2 separate regions of the Mus musculus genome follow, and region 2 is linked to region 1. The links are chromatin loops, found by intact Hi-C in ENCODE. Cell type or tissue: heart. All regions are shown on one strand.

What was found. Hi-C counts contacts between places; a loop is a spot of excess contacts. Peaks named below come from ENCODE experiments on the same cell type or tissue, not always from the same donor. Only the 100,000 strongest peaks of a DNase experiment are listed, where the experiment ranks them.
Region 2: it touches region 1 in a loop (5-fold over the local background); 16 of 42 quality-filtered maps call a loop at or near these places.

The regions. Positions count from the first base shown.
Region 1 is chr12:76,997,744-77,002,743 of GRCm38, reverse strand. All of the region lies in intron 1 of Gm35041 (a long non-coding RNA gene), which reads right to left. Among named protein-coding and RNA genes, the nearest start is that of Gm35041, 28 kb to the right of the region's middle. In heart, CTCF peaks have their summits at 1,545 (motif pointing left) and 2,505 (motif pointing left); DNase peaks (open chromatin) are centred at 1,603 and 2,493; H3K27ac peaks cover 202 bases; H3K27me3 peaks cover 1,300 bases.
Region 2 is chr12:77,236,824-77,241,823 of GRCm38, reverse strand. It overlaps Fut8 (fucosyltransferase 8), which reads right to left and starts at 3,720. Exons shown (of 12, transcript NM_016893.5): 1 at 3,625-3,720. 9530018F02Rik (a long non-coding RNA gene) reads left to right here and starts at 2,598. Exons shown (of 1, transcript XR_003950200.1): 1 at 2,598-5,000. In heart, CTCF peaks have their summits at 751 and 2,766; DNase peaks (open chromatin) are centred at 3,083 and 3,793; H3K4me3 peaks cover 2,613 bases; H3K27ac peaks cover 2,110 bases.

The DNA.
Region 1 (5,000 bases):
ACATTGTTGCCACCCACCCCTGCTCTCCACCTTTATCACTCACAGACATGCTCCACAGTTCTTCCTTACGCTGACATCCATCTTGGTATTTGGATCTTAACCCATAAGACACACTTTGGATACAAGCTTTAACTCACTCCAGGGACTATGGTACCGGCTTTATGTGTCTTGAGTATTAAAGAGCAAGCAAGAATGAGGTCCTAATTGAAACTGGAACTGAAAGGAACTACTACATGTCAGCAATGAGGCTCCTGGCCCAGTACTCAGAGTGGGGATGGCTCCTCTAGGCAGGTTTCTGTAGAGGGGAGAATGTGTGTGTGTGTGTGTGTGTGTGTGTGTGTGTGTGTGTGTGTGTATGTATGTGTGTGTGTGTGTGTGTGTGTGTACTGTGTGTGTGTACTCTGTGTGTGTGTGTGTACTGTGTGTGTGTACTCTGTGTGTGTGTGTGTGTGTGTGTATACTGTGTGTGTGGTGTGTGGTGTGTGTACTGTATGTGTTGGGGGTGAGGGAAGCAGGTTGGGATTGTCTGAAGTTTGCCTAGTTGCTCCACAGGTTGCAGCAGATTCTAAGCATGCTAATTCTTCATCCAGAAACTTCCAACACTGCGTGGACAGGGACTGATTCCCTCAGAAAGAGCAAAACTCCTTAGCTCAGCTAAAGGGAGAAAATGGCCAATTGGACAAAATTCACTGGCTTTGATAAAGATCTCCACACAGAAGTAGAATGCTTTTATTGACCCTAGGAATGGTGCCGGTAGCCAGAAAATCTCCCTCCTTTCCCTTCCCAAGGCTTGCACAGTGATTGCTAGCCTGTAGCCGCATTATGTGTATGCCCTAACATAATGTATTTGGGTCTTCATGGTCTCTTTTATAAAGCTTAAAAGGGGGGGATATCAGTTTAGCTATTTCACATAACAGTACATAATTTCTGTGCTTGAAAAGCATTGTGAAGAGGGTGGGGATGCTGAGAGATGGCTCAGTGACGAAGCTCAGCCCCCGGATCCCATGGGGAAAAAAGTCAGGTGTATGGTGACAGGCGACCTATAATTCCAGAGCTGAGAATGTGGAGGCAGGAGGATTTCTGGGACCTACCAGCCAAGTTGAGTCTGCAAGCCCCAGAACAGCATAAGACCTTACCTCAAAAAGCAAGGTGAAGGGCTTGTGAGACACAACCAGCAAAGCTGACCTCTAACCTTGACACACATATAATATGATCTTTAGCTACACATACACATATACCTGTATGAACATGCACACACTAAAAAAAAAAAAAAAAAAAAAAAAAAAAAAAAAAAAAAAAAAAGCCTGTAACTGAGAAAGAGAGAAAGAAAGAAAGAAAGAAAGAAAGAAAGAAAGAGAGAGAGAGAGAGAAAGGGAGAGAGGGAGGGAGGGAGGGAGGGAGGGAGGGAGGGAGGGAGAGAGAGAGAGAGGGAAGGAAGGAAGGAAGGAAGGAAGGAAGGAAAAACAGCTAACAAGGCTTGTGTGGCGACTTCGTGGCAGAAGGCCCAGAATTTCCACTATCCCTTTACACCACCCCCTGCTGGCCCTGAGGTCATTTGAATTTGTGTAACCAGGCTTACACTGTCCGGAGCAGCAAATGGAGCTCATTTTGAGCATTCAGACTTAGATCATGAGGCACAGTTAGCCAGCCGCTGACTGACATTAACTGTGGGGGGGCTCTCAGAAAATTAAGTTACTAAGCAAATTAATGACATGGGTGGTAGATCAAGGAGTCCCCAAGTACCCCAGCATGGGGGACAGAATTGTCAGCACAGCTGGAAGCTGTGACAGTGACAGCTGGGAGACAGCTGGTGGCCAGAGGCAAGAACCCTCAGTTAGAAGAGGTGGGGCTTCAGCTCTGGCTTTCCCCTTACTAATGATATGGCCTGGGGCTTCGTTTTCACACTCAGCTCAGGTGCCTGGTGTAGTTGTATCTGTAATAAGCAACTGCTAATGTCTCCTGAGTGCTTGGTACATGCAGAGCCGTGTGTTATATGTGCTGTGTGTGTGTGTGTGTGTGTGTGTGTGTGTGTGTGTGTGTGAGATGTATGTACTATGTGTGTGTGTGTGTGTCTGTTGTGTGTCAGTTTCCCAAAAGCAATCTGAATCTTTTGTGTCCTGTCCAAAATCAGTGGCAGGACCAGGACTGACCCACAGACCCTCTACCTCCTGAGCACACACCAGCATCTCCTGCTGCCCAGCGACACTTACACCTGTGCAGGGGGTTGTCAGGTTTAAAAGGTGTGGGCATAAGGGCTTGTAAATTGCCAAGTGCTACAGATTTTTACTATGGTCACAAGTGCTGCAATGTTTTAAATTGATGCCTCACCTAAAAGTTACCAGTTCAGTTCGGCCTCTTTCTAATTCTTTCAAATTAGTTTTTGTTTGGTTGGCTTCCCCACCACCACCACCCCCTCCAGCACCCCCAGAGAGTGTATACAACTAGAAGCTGGAACTGACCCATCCTTGGTCCTATAGTGCCCTCTGCTGGCATCTAGGAGAATTCAGACATCCCCATACTACTGGCTCAGAGGGGTTGCTGCAGCTGCTACAGGGTACTAGGGACACCAGATGCAGGAGATTCCATCCTCATCAGCCTTGGTCTCTCTCGTTTATGTGTAAGATAAGGGAAGTGGAAAGAACCGAAGGCAAGGTGACCTAGATTTCATTTAAGATAGTGTAGACCAAAATCTCGTACTCAGCCCTTATAACATCAGAGATGAAGCTCAAAGTGGACACCGGCGTCATCCTTCTCAAAAACCATAGCGAACTCAAACCATGAGGCCAATGGTATTCTGTGTCATAGAACATTCTGGTAAATTCGAATTTACCAGGGCTCCAGCAGGGCTAGGTCCTAATTTGTTCTGTTTGCCAATGTCTGTGGTGTAAATCCTCATGGCCAATCACCAGCTACAAACATAATGACTCACAAGCCTTTGACGATTTTGCAGGTGACCTCTCGCAAGCTGCAGAAGCTAGCCCTAACATGCTCTAACTTGCCTCTTTTTTTTTTATCTGTGTATGTGTGTGGGAGGTGGGGGTGTGCATATGAGTGCAGCTGTTTCTGGGGGTTAGACGTACCAGATCTCCCTATGGCTGGAGGCACAGGCAGTTGTGAGCTATCTAGGATGCTAGGAACTGACCTCAGGTCCTCTACACGAGCAGTATGTGTCACAACCTCCGAACAACCGTTCCAGCCCCAACTATTGTTTAACTCTAGGAGAAATGAAATTTTTCACTCAACTGAATTCCGGAATGTTTACCACTGGGACACTTTCATGAGTAGACACAAGTGAGTCTCACTCCAGCAAAACTGACTCCAAATGGGAAATGAGGAATGCCAGTTGGAATATCCTCTATAGCATATAGTCTAGACCATCTCAGGAGGCTCTGTCCCACCCAAAGATCTTCTTCACTGTCCTGTCACTCCTTCTTCCCCATTGCTCCTCCTTCCTCCCTGTCACTCTTCCTTCCTCCCTGTCACTCCTCCTTCCTCCCATCACTCCTCCTTCCTTCCTGTCACTCCTTCTTCCCTGTCTTTTTCTTGTCTAACCAGCTGGACAGGAGACTTGGGGACACTGTGACATCTCGGAAAGCAAGCCTCCTTCTGCCCTCTGCCTCCTTGCCTCAGTGCCCAATTCCCTGTTCTCCTTTGGTTCACAAACCTGCCTCAGTGCAAAAGCCCCATCCCAGCAGGGGTCTCTGTAGGAACCCCAAGACTTCCTGATGTGAAAAATATGGCCGGCCTTGACCCATACCCTTCTTACTTTATCCTGCTCGGGTGGATGAGGAGCCTGCCTTTGCCCCAGAGGAAGGAGTACATGGGTCCAGTCACAGCCTCGGGGAGCAGTTTCCAACTATAGAAACAAGTCGGCTGAGAAAACCCAGCTCCCAGAAGCCCAAGAGACCAGATCTACTCACCATGTGCTGTCTATTCAGCTATCAAGGCATTCCAGGGTCAGGGGTGAGGGGTACAGAGAACCAAACCACAAAGCCAAAGGTACGATGACCCCACGATCAGCAGCCCACCCCAGGGTTGGCATCTCCTCAGATGTCCCTCTGGAGGCGCTATTCACTCACCTCAATCTTCCCCTGACTCCACCCCCGAGAAAGATGAAATCTGTGGGAGGTAAAACCGTGCCAGGAAGCTTGGTGGGTAGAGCGGGTTGAGACCTGGAGACTCGGTGGGTACACACCTGAGACTTAGGCGATTCCCCACTCCCTGTCAGATTCCGGGCCTTGAACACGTGCCACACTCCCCATTTAAGGAAACGTGACCTATGGTCACCTAGGCCCAGAACTGAGTTCTGCAGGCTAATGAGGTACCTAGAGGCCCCAAACATTCCTGCCCGCTAAAGGTATTTCATCTCAGGTTCACCCTGAGAGGTACGGTATGCATCCATTTTCCACCATGAACAGTCAAGAACAGTTTAGAACCACAGACTGCCTCTTTCATCAAGATCCGCCATGGGGAGTGTGGAAAAGGCCTTCGACTACATAGACGCAACTAAATCTCAGGAAAATGGCCCATCTTCGCTCTCAGCCACAACCACCACCAAGCTAAGGACAAGCTAAGACAAGCTGAGACAAGCCAGAGCTTCTCTCCCCCTCCCCCCCCCCACCCCTCTTTGAGCTAAATCCTGAAGTCTTGACAGAAATGGACGTCAGAACACACTTAAGGGAGAACCAAGCGAAAGCGAACACAGAGAAAAATTTGGAATCAGAGTATTGAATACACATTACCTTTCTACCTAAGAGAGACCTTAGGCAGTCTCTCTCTCCCTCTCCTTCCCCACCCCCCTCTCTCCTCCCCTCTCCCCCCATCCCTATTCCTTCTTACCTCTCCTTATAATCATTGTGGAAACTTTGAAAAATGCACTTGAGTATATGAAAAATTAAATTGCCCACGGCTAATCCCCCTTGGGATGTTTTACCAGGAATAGGTTTAATTGATTAAATTTGTTCTTTGACAATTTCACATATGTATACTTTCTTTCCTCT
Region 2 (5,000 bases), 240 kb before region 1:
GTTCTATTTACTTAAGAATGTGAATAGCAAAAGGCTCATCACTACCCTCAAAAAAATAAATATTTTAATAATTTTTAAATACACATCATTATCAATTTTTGTAGATTTAAAGAGCATGTGAGTGATCAGACACAAATCAAACCCATATACTTTAGAAATTAAACAAAATGTCACACATCATAAAAATAACTATTCTATATTCAAACAAATTCAACATATAATAGGCTGCAAAATGACCTTGAGACTGCTGTCCAACTATCCAACATTTCTTTACTAAAATTATCTGGTTTTAACAGAGAGAATTCACTACACAGTGAATATATCTATCTCTCCAGGACTCTGCTTGAAGCTTTTTATCTTTTGGCTTTTTGTTTTACCTTTTTGGGAGTGCAGATTTTATAAAGCAAGAATACTCAATACGAGCAGAGGGTCAGGAGCACAGTCCACTATCAACGCACTGCCTGAGAGGAGTGAGATGCTACAGCACATTCAAGTTGTAGTACACATTTTCAGAATTGTAGATAAGAAACTCAAAACACTTAAACACCTGCTTTCATTATTCATGATCGATTTCTAAAACTAATTTCTAATATCCAATATACACACCCCACAAATAACTATGAACAGTTACTATGTCCACATCAATACCTCTAGTGTTTTAATTAAAAAAATGTATACTTCTCCTGGTCATAAAAATCTGGTTAGATGTTTAAAAAGTTCAAACAGCTATTAAGCTACACTTTGCTTTGGCACTAGCTCCCCCTCCAGACCAACCTAAAATAACTGCATTTAAAAAAAAAAAAAAAAAAAAAAAAAAAAAAAACCACACACACACACACATTTTGTGACACACTAGAAAATTTCAAAATTCATCACTTTTGAGGTCACTGTTACTCCTTTGGAAAAAAATTATTTAGATTTTATTTTTTTAAAGACCACATTATAGAATCAGAATGATTGTCTTGGTCTCCGTTCTATATATATCAAATACAGCTGACTTACAGAGAAAACAACCTCAAATGACTTTTAGATTTTAAAAAAATCCTTAAAATACAATCTGTAGTGTGTCATATTTAAGTTATTTTGAATCACTCTCCTAGTAGATCACAAGACACCCTTCATATTAACTCACTATCTGATCAAAGACATTTCTGCACGTTCCTGCAATCTATGCAAGTTTCATTCCAGCTGTTCAGCTCTTCAACTCAAACAGAATTCTCGATTTATAACAGCAAACTGAAAACCCAAACCTCCAAGCCACCCTCATATGCTTACAGCCTAGTCGTCTCTTGTTCCCTACATTTTCACTCGGCCTGCAATTTCAAATGCTATATATATGTGTGTTAAAATACTGTCGTATTTATAATTAAGACTTCTTATCAGAAGGACAGCAATGTACAGGAGCGTACTATTGTCAGAGACTCCTATGTTGCCTTAAAGAAAAGAAGCATCTTACTTCTTTGCTTCAGTATATAATTTCTCCCCTAAAATACTTTATATATGATATACCCTTTAAAAGAAGTATGCATATTACACAGAACTTTAACCAAGAAAATAAATAAGCACTTAACCCCAGGAAGAACAAGACAACTAAAATAAAACCTTCTTAAGAGTTTCTACGGAGCAAAGGCAAAGTTAAGTCAGTGACTTGTGATAAATTTAACTCTTAAATTGATAAAAACTTCCATTGCATTTGTTCCCTGAAACCTTTAAGTTCGGAGTGATCTACGGGAGGTACGGGAGGATATGGTTTTCCTGGGCTCACCTTCTTGCGTTTTCTTAAAAGTAACGTGCAGAATTAGACACAAGGAAAAACACTACTTTCTTTGCTTTTCTCCAAGGCCTCCACGTTTAAGGCAAAGCGCTAAAAGCTCACCAGGGTGCGAAACCCTAACCATGACAGTGCCATTTAACTTAAGAATTACGTCTCTGAGGATTGCAAAGCCCACATCCAGAGAACAGGTGCTGCTACCGACAAACCACCCCAACTCCAGCAGGACAGACCTCCGCTGAGCTGATATGACTCATTTAACCTTCCCAAATAAGTTGAGACACTCCACAGCCTCCAGCTTGTCATTCGCAGATCAAAGGGAGGGGATACCGAGGCACCCAGGCCATTAACTACCCTGCCTCAGCCACTAGCCAGAACGCATCTTTGTGCAGGTTCACTCTGATTTCCAGCCCCAGAAGCCCACACAGCAAAGCAAAGCAAAGGAACCCACCTTCCCACGGTCTGACCGTGGGGACCCGGCTGCGGGGGCAAGGAGCGGCAGATGCAGAGATTCGCTGAGGGACACCTCCCACCCCGCCCCCATCCCATAGGTCCTGGGATGCCCGACGCCGCGGCGCCCCTCACCCAAGGGGCCAAGGCTACGCCGGGGTGTCCCGGAGGCTCCCTCCCCACTTTTCCCGGGGCCGCTGGCTGAGCAACGGCTGCAGCAGTTGCAGCAACAGGCCCGGTATCGGCGGGAGGACGAAGGAGCGCCCCGAGCCCAGGCTCCACAGAGCCCGCGCCCGCCCCGTCCTGGAGTCCGCGGCGCGCGGGGCCCGGCTCCCTAACGCCCCCTTACCCGAGGCGGGAGCGAGGCGGTCGGCGCCGTCCCCCGTCGCCGCCGCCGCTGCCTCCAGCTGCAGCTGGCCGCGGCGGGAGAGTGGGAGGGGTGCTGGGGTGGAGGATGCTACTCCCGACTGAAGGGAGAGGAAGAAACGGAAACAGGAACCGCGGCCGCCGCTTAACGGAGCCTTCGGCGCCACTGACTGAGGGAAAGCGCAAGGCGGCGCGAGCCAGGCAGCGGCTGACAGCGCGAGACCGAGCGCGAGCCGGGTCCAGGACGCGCGACCCCGAGCAGCGCCGGCCCCATTCCGTGAGGAAAGGGAGGGACGGGTTGGCTGGGAGCCGGGGAGGGGGCGGCGGGGGCCTGGAGCCCAGAGAACCCGGCCACTCGGGTCGGCCCGAGACCACGCGCGCACGCGCCGGAGTGGCTCCGACCGGGAGCGCAGGCGGGGAAGCCGCCGGCCGGCGCGAGCGAGGGAGCGAGCGAGCGAGCGTGCGCGCGCGGAGAGGGGCGCGCGCCCCTCGGCGTCCCAGCCTGCTGGGGGAGGGCGCGCATGCGCCGGCCGCGGCCTCCTCCAGCGACCCTGGCATGTGCACAGGCTCCGCCCCGTCCCCTTCCTCTCTGTGCGGGTGGACAGCGGAGCTGCAGCATCCACCGGGCCACGGCGGGACCCGAGTTCCAGCCGGACAGCGGCCGCGCGCGGGCTCCGGCTTTGGTCTCTACAGGCGAAGGCCGCCTGAGGGTCGGAGGCTGAGGGGAGCAGCGCTCCCCACGCCCTGGCCGGCCTGGCCCACCACCCAGAGGCGCACCCCGCTGGGGCTCAATAGGGCTCTGTACTAGTTTCGGGGTACTCTCTGCTGCTCATCCGCTGAGGCACCAGCACACAGTGCCACCTCGGCTCCGGGCGGTCCGGCTACCCTGCGGGCTCTGTCTTCATCTGAAGAGAAAGAACCCCGCAGAGCCCGAGTTCGAAGCCCGGCCGTTCGCAGCCGCTGCTGCCTCAGCCCTTCGGAGGCGGAAGTTTATTGAGTACAGGAGAGGAGAGGCTTTTCCCTAGGATGCTTCCTACCCGCTCGCACTCGGGGATCCTGACGCCCGCGATGCTGAGCCGAGTGCCGAAGGGCTACCTCCGACAGACCGTCCGGGAGGGCGAGCTGGGCGGGAGGACCCAGCCGCGCAGCCAGGGCACACAAAGTAGTCGCGGGCCGAAGGGGTGCTGCCGGGGCCAATCAGAGCGGGAAAACCAGTGAGTGGAGTGCGAACTGGCCAATCAGAGGGCCGGAAGATGAGCTTCCCGTGCCGAACTCTTCCCTGTAGCCTGGGGACCAGATCCCAAGCCTGAGGACTCAGCCGGGTGACTGAGTAGAAAAGCTGCCCTCAAGACAATTATTCCTCCCAGCACAGATAAATACTAGTAAATACTTTGGAAACGTATCTCTGAGTAAACAGGGCCACCCTTTTATATGCTAGTAATCAAAAAAACACAGAAAAGACATTAAAGAGGTCGTAGCCTGCCAAGAATGCAACCTACCTAATAACTCTCATAAATTCCCAATGTTTATTCTATATCAGGAACTGTGTTTCTAAAATGCAAAGGACAGTGCTTTTTAAAAAGGAAAAAAAAAAAAATGCCTGTGCCTTCAGGAGCTCCGCACCCTGAGAAGCTTTTCCGGACCTGTGACTGGGTTAATGTCTCTTCGAAATAAAGCTCTCTGAGAAAACACCGTGGCTTATTGAAGGTCACACAAAACTCTGGTGAAGTCAGAATTATGATCTAGCCAAAAAGCTTGGGTGTCATCATTCAACAAATCTGTAGTCATTTATTAAATGCGTAGATAACTTCCGTGAGACTCTCAGTTCTCTGTTGCAAATAAGCAAAATTTAGGCTTATACTGTACTTAGATGGATTAAGGGCTAAAATTTCAACAGTCAAAACCCTGAATTATTTTTCCTTTTGTGTGAGTATGTGCATGCTAAGGGTGTGTTTTCTCCTGGGCTACACCCACAGCCTGGAACATTTTTAGGAGTCAGAGGTAAAATGTTTACTTTGAGGCTTCAGCACAGCATTTAAAAAGCACTTTAACAAGGATGTATGGCTTGAATGTATTCAAGGGAAAAAGAGGAACCATTTCTAGTTAATTAACACACGCTACCATTTGCAGTACTTGAAGATCTCTACATTCAAAGTTTTATGTGTGCCTCGAACTCTCTGCTCCTTTAATCTGGCTTTAATTATCTCCTAGGAAATATTAAAACTATAGGAATCAAAGCATCCCACCTACTTTCTATTTAAGAAAAAGCCACTAGAAATATTTGTGAAGAACTTAGTACATCTTTATAGAACAGCATAGTATATAAGAAAGCGCCAAACTGATGACTCTGAAATACAGTGAGAAAGTAGTTCTTCAGCAGTTCAGGTCTCTGCTCAGTGTCACAGTACGCTGC